Linked DNA regions of Homo sapiens: region 2 is linked to region 1. Evidence: chromatin contacts called from ENCODE Hi-C data. All regions are on one chromosome and are shown on one strand. The core of a region is the stretch at or near the end of the contact, and the rest is flanking DNA. Distances in the headings are between cores, read along the strand shown. Region 1 overlaps LRMDA (leucine rich melanocyte differentiation associated). Region 2 overlaps LRMDA (leucine rich melanocyte differentiation associated).

Region 1 (4,611 bases), core at 811-3,310:
TCAACTACTCAGGAGGCTGAGGCAGGAGGATCACTTTAGCCCAGGAGTCTGAGGTTGTAGTATGCTGTGACTGTGCCTGTGAATAACCTAGACAATGTAACAATACCTTGTCTCTAAAAATATATACAAATAAATAAAATTAAAAACAAATTTAAATACAGTGGTCTGTTGGTATGGGAGATTGGTTCCAGGACACCCCACAAATACCAAAATCTAAGCATGCTCAAGTCCTTTACAGGCAGCCCTTCATATGTGCAGGATCTGCATTCCAGATCAAACATCCCAATATTCAATTGATTGAATATTCTGAGCAAATATTTATTGCTGCTTATTCAAAATAGCTAAAACTTTAAACAATCCAAACAGCCATCAAATGGTGAACGTGTCAAGAATTCTGATACATTCACACAATAGAATACTACTCAACAATAAAAAGAAACAAGCTAGTAATACATGCAACCACATGGATGAATCTCAAAAGCATTATGCTTTTGAGTGAAAGAAACTAGGCACACAAAAGGGTGAATACTGTATGATTCCATTTCAGATTGAATATTCAATTTGTAGTTGGTTGAATTGGTGGATGCAGAAACAGTGGATATACAGGGCCAACTGTACCATTATCCAAGATAGGAAATTGTAGTAATAAACTAATAACAGTAATAATAAATAACTCTTAACATGGTCAGATCAGCATAGGTCTTGACTAACCTTCCTGGAAAAGACTTTTTGAGGAGTTACCTCCTTCTGTTGCCTCAAATGGAACTTCACTGAGCTCCTGGCTCCATTACAGATAGGTCTATACAACCCGAGTATGTATATTTCCGACAGATACTTAGATCTTTTTTATAGGCCAGAGATCAAAGAGATAAGAAATATTACATATTTCAATAACATGAAGGAATATGAAAATTCATTTTCATGTTTGTAATGAGCCACCCAGCATCTGGTTCTGAGTTGTTTTGCTTAAGAATGCAGAGAGTTCAAAAAGGAGTTCTGAGAAGCAGAAGACCATCTGGGGCTCCTGTGCTGAAAATAGGAACTACCCCTCATTGTTTAAGATACTGTGGGATGTCCAGGTCAGAAGGAACCTAATTAGCGAGGAAGGAGGCCTAGGCTGGGTCCTACACTCCCAGAGTATTAAAATTAGAGTTCCTCACTGTTGCATGGGAAAGGAACTCCCAAAACTCTCCCTTGGGCAAATTCAGGACACAGAGTGGCCTTCTAGCATAGAAAGATGTTAGCTAATGCTACCAGTACCTTGCTTGCTTGTTTCTTCCAAGGGAAGTCAATACTGGACACTATTTTCATTGCTAAAGGTTAATCTGCAAAAATATTAAATGCCATCTTGCTCTAAAGAAGATTCTTTGGAAAAGTTCACAACATTGCTACCAAACCCAAAATAACTTCCTTAATCATCCGTTAAGGGCTCCCAATAGGCCACCTCTAGAGAAACATTTGTCCCTGGAGTGTTGTGTTTTTTTTTTTTTCTTTTAAATGCTGTCCTTCACCACTATGTTTATACTTTCCACAAAGATACAGAATGATTAATGCTGAAAAATAAATATGAAAAGCCTTACAATCAAATTAGGAGAGCGCTTGATAAAATAAGCCCTCTTCTTGTGAGTAATTTGAAAGAATAACTGTTTTTCATTACAATCTCAGCTCCCAGCAGGTCCTACATAAACCAAGCCAGCTGCGGTTCAAGAAAAGGTCCAAAGGAGGACCCACTCGAGGTGAGGATAAATCACAATTGTGATCACAGACCAGGTTTCTATCTTTTTTATTCCCTTTAATAAATTGGGCTTGACCTGAAACTCCAAGAAAGTTAATTTATAACAGCCAAAATAATTTTTTTTACGTAACAGCCCACCTTTCTTTTTCTTTTAAACTTAAACCATTATGACAAATGGAGATTTATTACATACCATAAACACATGTGGCTTGAGCACTGGTATTTAGTCTGGAAACTCAGATGGGGCAGTAAGCTGCTGCTGCAATCAGGAAATGCCATGTGACATTCTTGATAAAGACGAAACACACACACATTCCACAGCACTTATTGTGGCCACAGTGGTTTTGGCCATTGTGTGGGCACCACAGCCCCAGTGCAGGGCTGTGAAGTGAAAGATGATTCAGCAGACGAAGGAAAGATACTCCTGTCAGAGCCACAGTCACTTGAGTCAGAAAGGTCTTCACAAGGGCCACCAGAGTCTTTAATTAGAGATGAGCAAAGAAAACCAGCTTCCCAAGACATTTCTCCCACATAGGCCTGGTCTTCTCCTCCTTATCCATGCCTAAAATAACCCTACAAGTGGTTCGCATGTTTTGGTCCAGAGATACTCAGTAATGCTATACAGAACCATCCTGAAACATGAAGTTGGGTGCACTGATGAATAAATAGAATCTTGGGTGCACTGATGAATAAATAGAATCTTGGGTGATCCTTCTTCTCCCTTCCCTTGGCCAGGCTGAAATGATCTATTTCTTCTCAACTGATCATTCTTGTAGTCCTCACTGGCAACAAGCACTTGGTGATTTATCAGCTAAGCAGGGTTCTCTGGAAGGTCATATTAACTGGTGGTTAAAGACATGAACTTTGGAGCCAATCCTAGCTCCACCACTTTCCCAAACCATCTAAACCTAAGTTTTTCCATCTGTAAAATGGGAATATTGAAGTACCCTATGTGTCTGTGGGGAGGATTCAGTGAAATAATACATGTATATCACATAGATTTACATAGATTTAACATTATTAAAAATGTAGAGATTCACTATCATAATCTGAATAGCCACTTAATGGTACAATTAATAGCTATCAGTAATGATTATTATTAATAAACTTTCCATATGTGTAGGTCTTCTCTCCGGACTACAGTAAAAGTCCCTTGGGGGCAGAAACTCCATTATTACACTTCTTTTGCCTTGCTTATAATTCCAATGCATAAGCAACTTATTAATGAATACTCAATCACATCACTTCTACCATTAAAAAGATTTTATTATAATTTTGTAAAACAGAAACTAGCAGAAAAAAATACAGATAAAAAGGAAAAACTGCAATCATCCTTGATCCCAACACTAGAAATAACCAGTTGATATTCTGATGTATAGTCTTCTCTTCTTTTTTTCTATGCATACATATGTTTATTTCAAAATACAATTGGGATCAATAGTGTACACAGTGTTTCATAACCTGTGTACACATATTTTTAAGCTTATGAATAGTTCATAGATATTTTCCTCTACCATTAAACATTCTTCAAAAACATGATCTTTGAAGGCAGCAAGGTCTGCTGTTCTATGGTTACATCCCCCACTGTCCTCACCCACCATCTTGCAAATGGAGAATGCTTGAAACACTAGAGCTCAGTAAGATCACTGAAACCAGAAAATGTGTGTGGAATCAGTTGGCACCATGCCCAACACTGGTCAACACTCAGTAAATGTTCTCTCATTCCTCCTCTGGGTGTCTATTGTCTTTAAAGAAACTTCATGAAAGATTCCAACTTACACCATAAAATAAGGCTTCCCAGCACCAAAAGAGCAGAAGCCCAAGACCTTCTGGATAAAGCTTCTGCTCTTTCCATTTGGTTCCCGGCTCAAGATTTTGGATAACCATCATAACAGAGTTCCTGTGAGTTTCATGGTCGTTATAAACTATAATCCTACTTAACTCTTCCTAAGACCTTCCAGAATCCAGAGCTCTCACATTGGAATTTTTGTCACTAAATATTTCTCTAATTATTTCAGACATGTTGGACTCTCCTTCCCAACCAGATTTAAGTTCTAGACCATGAAGCTTAATACTGTAAGCTGAAACAAGCTTAATACTGCAGAGAATACAGGACTTAGGGTCAGGAGACCTGGGTTCTAGTCCCAACTTTGACTCTTACCAGCTATCATCATTTTGGGTAATCTCCCCTCTCTGGGGCTCAGTTTTCTCATTGGCAAAATGTTAGTAAGATGATCTCCAAGATTCATGTCACCACCTTTAGGACGGCAACCAATTTCTACATAGTTGTCATATATTAACTAAGGTCTAGTGTAAGCCAGACACCTATTATGTCCACAGTGTCCTATGATATCAGTACTGTCACTTGTCACATGTAGCAGAGAAAGAAACTGAGGCTTAGAAAGGTTAAGCAACAAGCCCAAAGTCTGCAGTATAACCATCATCTTGATCCAAGTGTGTGTCTAAAGCCTATGGTAACAACCAGGAAGCTGCACAATTCTCAAATTTTTTTCTTTCTGCCCAACCCCCCAGACCAGCTCCAAACTCTCCGTAACACTTGATTAACAGATTGTAGTTTCTGACTTAATTGATGGACTTTTACCAAGATCTCATTTCTATATGTCATAGTGCTAAACAAAAAAGACATTTCAGACGTGATAATTATTTGTTGTGGGAGCTGTCCTGTGCATTGTTGGATGTTAAGCACATTCCTGGCTTCCCCGGACTACATACCAGCAGCAACCACCCCACCCCAAGTTATGACAAATCAAATGTCTCCAAAGAGTGGGGGAGAATGCCTCCCCACACTGAGAACCGCTTCTCTGAAACAAAACATACTGAAAACACAGGAAAAATAATAAAGACAAAAGAATAAA
Region 2 (4,611 bases), core at 1,031-3,530, 230 kb before region 1:
AGGCCTGCACTTGTCATGTTTCCAGGTCTACCTCTACGCTGGAGATCTCTAGAGGTTTTGGAGCTCCTTGAAAGTAAGACTGTGAAAAGACAGCCAGGAACATTGCTACCTTGGACAATGCCATAAGAATTGAGGTGGGAACAAGAAGACTGCTCTGTGGAGCCACCAAGAGATTCCTTTGGAGTAGCTCAAACAGAGACTCCTCAGTGGGATGTGGGAGGTTTCCCCACGCACAAGAGCTGCTTACATCCTCATTACATATGACTCACACATGTTCGGGGGACCACTGGACCAGGATCATACTGACTGTGGTTAAGTCCCCACATGGGACATCATGACCCATTATGTTGACCACTAGTGGAATTTTCCAATACCTGAGGATACAACACTGTTAGAATCAATGCAATAAGCTGTCGCTCATTTCTTTGCAAGCTGAAAACCTATTTATAAAAGGAAGCCGGGCACAGTTGTGCATGCCTGTAGTCCCAGCTACTGGAGAGGTTGATGCAAGAGGATTGCTTGAGCTCAGGAGTTTGAGGCTGTAGTGTGCTGTGGTTGCACCTATGAATAGCTGTTACACTCCAGCCTGGGCAACATAGCAAGACCCCATCTCAAAAAAACAGATTTATAAGAGGAAAATCTCCAATGCTTGTTTGAGTCAGACCAAAAGAATTGCAAAGGCTAAATCTGACCTCTTCCTATAAAAATAACATGGAGAATCCTTGTGTGGACAGGCCTAACCTTCTTGATAGGCCCCTCTCAGGAAGGCCCCACAAAATCTACAGTGGAAGAACAATCCACTTCTGTGAAGGAAAAGTTAATGGCCAGTTGGTTTCAATTGACTAGGACAGAGCTAAGTGAATGTAGATAAACCACTTCCCGACTGAGGCTAGGCCAGGGGATCCTCCCCCACACCTCCCACCGCTGATATCATTCTTGAAAGCCTTGTTTCCTTCCAGCCTGGAAAGCTCCATTTTGGAAACAATGACCCTTTATGGAGAGCTTTCATCCCTGCTTAAGTTCTAAAAATCAAAGAGCCAATATGTCTAAGCTGCCCTCAAGGATCTGGGAAAACTGCCGTGGGTACGTTGTTATTTAGTGGTAATATCTTATTTAACTTGTCAGTTGTCTTGCTGTTTTCAGAATGAAACCAGATATAAATAAAGCAAAAAAAAAAGTGTTTGAGATAGGCTACTGATCACTAGTTTATTTTTTGAGTTGAGAAGCCACACAGTTTTCCAAGCATGGTTACATTATGGTAATATGCTTTGTCATAAATCTACTATATCCTTCTGCTTGTCTATAAAACAGTCTGCTCCTCATCGTTCTCAACTTGGCCTGCATACAGAACTTTTAACTTAAAATATCTAACAATATGTCATATCCACCAGATACATGACAGCTATTTCTAAGATACATAATATTATTAATTATTTTTGAATTTAACTGAACTGTTATGAATCCAAAAAGTATAAAAATGACATTTAGCCATCAACAGTTCTTGAAACATTATACACACAAAGAAGAAATACTAACAAGTCCTACAGTACTCATAATTTCAAAATTATACCCTTTGAAGCCAAAATGACATTAAGAGAAACAAAAAGGATGTAAGAACTTAAAAATAAAAATGTAATGCTTGAAAATATTAAACTTGTCTTCAGATAAAAATTAAGTGTGAGATAAATTATTTTTTATGTTTGCAGAACTGTCAAACAATGTGCTGTCTCCTTAAACTATTTAAAGAAATAGGGCTGGAGTGTGTGGAGAGGATCTGGAAGACATAAATGACACTGAGAGGATGAGCAAGAAGACTGACTTCCATTTACTCTGATTCACTTAGCATGTACTGAACACCTACCATGTACTCATACTATGCTGTGTATCATGGCGGATTAAAAGAATGATACAGACTAAGCCTTAAAGGAACTTACAGACTCAGTGAGGACATGAGAAACACACAAGATGTGAATATAATGAAACACAACTACCTTTGATTAAATGCCCAAATAAAAGCTCTGGTAAGTAATGTGAGCATTAGAGCAGGAAGAACTCAACGTGGGCCAGGATAGTTGAGGAAGCTCCATTAGGAGCTAGAATTTCAGCTGGATCTTGAAGACTGACTCATATTCAGAAAGATATAAAGAAGGCCAGAGGGAACTGACAAGAGGGGAGGCAGAGTAAACAGTGACCCAAAGGCTGGAACAAATATTACTCACTGGGCGAAGTGTGAGCTGAAATGAGTGAGTGGCCTCACCGCAGGCCTAGACCTCAGGTGACCCACAACTCAAGGACGTGGAAAACATTCATCATTCATCTGTCTCCCTCTTCCCACATGTTTCTCATAGACAGCTTCATTGGCGTCCCCCAGGGGCTCGGAGTTCTGGGGCTCCCAGTGTCCCCTCTCACCAGACCTGCTCCACTGGACCCACACAGGAACCCCCTAGATTCACCACCATGAGTCACAAACTTCCTTCCCCAGCTCCAAGGGCTGTGCTTTCTTTAAGAACCCATCAAATTGCTCAGAACTGGGAGTGGTCAATCCCTTCACCTAGTTAACATACTACAATCTTTCCATTGCAGCCTCTCTGTGCTAACCTGAGATCAGTGGTTCTCAACCAGGGGTGACTTTGACCCAGAGGGACATTTGGCAATGTCTGGAGACATTTTTAATTGTCACAAAGGATGTGTTACTGGTACCTAGTGAGTAGAAGCTAGGGATGCTGTGATACATCCTTCAACATATGAGACAGTCCCCCATAACAAACAATTTTCTACCTAAAATGTCAACAGTGGCAAGGTCGCAGTGGAATGAATATAGACATTCACGATACTTTTCTGAACAAATTTATTTTAACAAGATGGAGAGCTTTCCTTTTTCTTTTGTATTTTTCTTAAATTTTACTCAAATCCATTCACTTTCAGAAGGTGTACACCCAAATTCCAAGAAGCTTCCCAGGGCAAGCTGGGATGATCCATACATCCCTGATTAATCTGCCCCCCCCCATCCCACCCCCCCCAAAAAATAAGAATAGTGCCCTGAGGGGCAGGGCACTCTGGCTATGAAATGTGCTCTAGTCCTGCAAATGACCAATATATACCTAAACCTAACTAGAAATGACAGGATATTGAAAGCCAGTACATTTTGTACCTTTTGGGCCCTTCCACAGCAAGACGCACTTTAGGTACTTACATTTTAATAGGGAAGAACCTCATTACCCAAATATTTGCTATTCGAGCACTTTCAGTTTTGAATTTGCATAAGGAAACAAAGTCATCATAACTATTCATTAGCGAATTGACCGGTTCCCACTCAAACTTCTCTTCCAAGTAGCATTCATCCCTGATCCTTGTATCAACAATTTAGGCCCATCTGATGGTCAAATGTTACATAAGCCTCTGGTGCAAAGCAACTGCAAAATGAAACCGAAACTTCTGCAAAAGATGTGGCGTTTCACGAACTCAACTGAAGTGACAGAGAAATGCTCAAATTACACCCAAAACCATTGATCCTATGCCCTTAGGCCAACTGAAAAAGCAAAAATCAAGTCAATAACAACATTTTATAAGACTGACTTAAATACTGAAGGATTAAGAAAGGCCCTCATAAAATTGATAAAGTCCTAATTTTACAAAAATAAACAACTTTAATGATTGCACAATAAAAGCAAACATGAAGTAAAAGATATATGGTGCCAGCGTGTAATTCTGTCATTAACACTTATGGAGAAAAATTAAATTAATAGTTGAATTGCTTTTCTGAGAATTAGAGCATAGCTGCAGCTACAACTGAAAATGTTTTTGATACCAAATATTTTTATCCTTTTGGGTTTCAGCTTGCAAGATTAAATTCCAAACTTTTTTTTTCTAGATTTACTATTACATACTGCTTTCCATGTAAGTTGCTTTGCTTTAGCTGATCTTTTCCAGTACTAATTGCCTTCCTACCATGGGCCTCCCCCTGAAAACTCTGACCACCTGAAGCAACCACAGAGCTGCAAGACGGGCTGAATCCCTCTCCCAGTCTCAGCTTCTTGCCCAACCTGCCTTTCCCACACCTGGTGATTCAAGCCCTGTGCCACACCCTTCTTCACAAAACCCCCCCACCTCTGTCTGACTGCCACACCTGATTCTCAAAAAGTAGGAACTGGAAGGTATAAGGAAAGTCTGAAAGCAGAAACAGAAGGCCATCCAAGATCCATACTCAAATCTCATCTCTCTCAGAGCAAAATTCCAACTCCTAAGCAGAGCCCACCAGGCCCTGACCAACCTGGCTCCTGCTTCCTGACTTCAACCTCACCTTAAAGCTCTTTCAGCCTCATCACCCCTCTCACTCACCAGCCACACTGACCTCCTCTGGTCCTCAAACTCGCCAGGCTTTTTCACACTTTGCAGCACTGGCAAGGGCAGTGCCCTCTCTCGGGAATGTTCCTCCCCAGGTCTTTCCATTCTGATTCACGCGCCTCAGCATAAATGTCCTCTCTTGCAATGACTTTTCTTACTAGCCTATGTAAAGTGCCCTCAATAATCTACATATACTTAGTAGGTGTTAAAGAACTCTTGGCTAAATGGATGACTAGATAAAAAAAAAAAATGCATGGATGGAAGGAA

Evidence for each region. A loop is a pair of places that touch in the nucleus more often than their neighbours do. Pooled maps may share reads with other maps.
Region 2: a pooled map shows a loop between it and region 1 (2.2-fold over the local background). The contact joins two enhancer-like sites. A Hi-C loop is called at or near these places in 1 of 168 maps with a recorded cell type or tissue (PC-3), 2 of 37 single-sample maps with no recorded cell type and 1 of 50 pooled maps.

What each region holds. Positions count from the first base shown.
Region 1 is chr10:75,544,980-75,549,590 of GRCh38, reverse strand. The region is part of intron 2 of LRMDA (leucine rich melanocyte differentiation associated); the gene reads right to left. Among named protein-coding and RNA genes, the nearest start is that of MIR606, 5.2 kb to the left of the region's middle. Within about 2 kb of position 2,060, at least 2 of the 41 ENCODE cell types and tissues checked have a DNase peak (open chromatin) inside an H3K27ac peak, as active enhancers do.
Region 2 is chr10:75,771,265-75,775,875 of GRCh38, reverse strand. All of the region lies in intron 2 of LRMDA (leucine rich melanocyte differentiation associated), which reads right to left. Among named protein-coding and RNA genes, the nearest start is that of MIR606, 220 kb to the right of the region's middle. RefSeq lists an enhancer at 811-1,105. Within about 2 kb of position 2,280, at least 10 of the 41 ENCODE cell types and tissues checked have a DNase peak (open chromatin) inside an H3K27ac peak, as active enhancers do.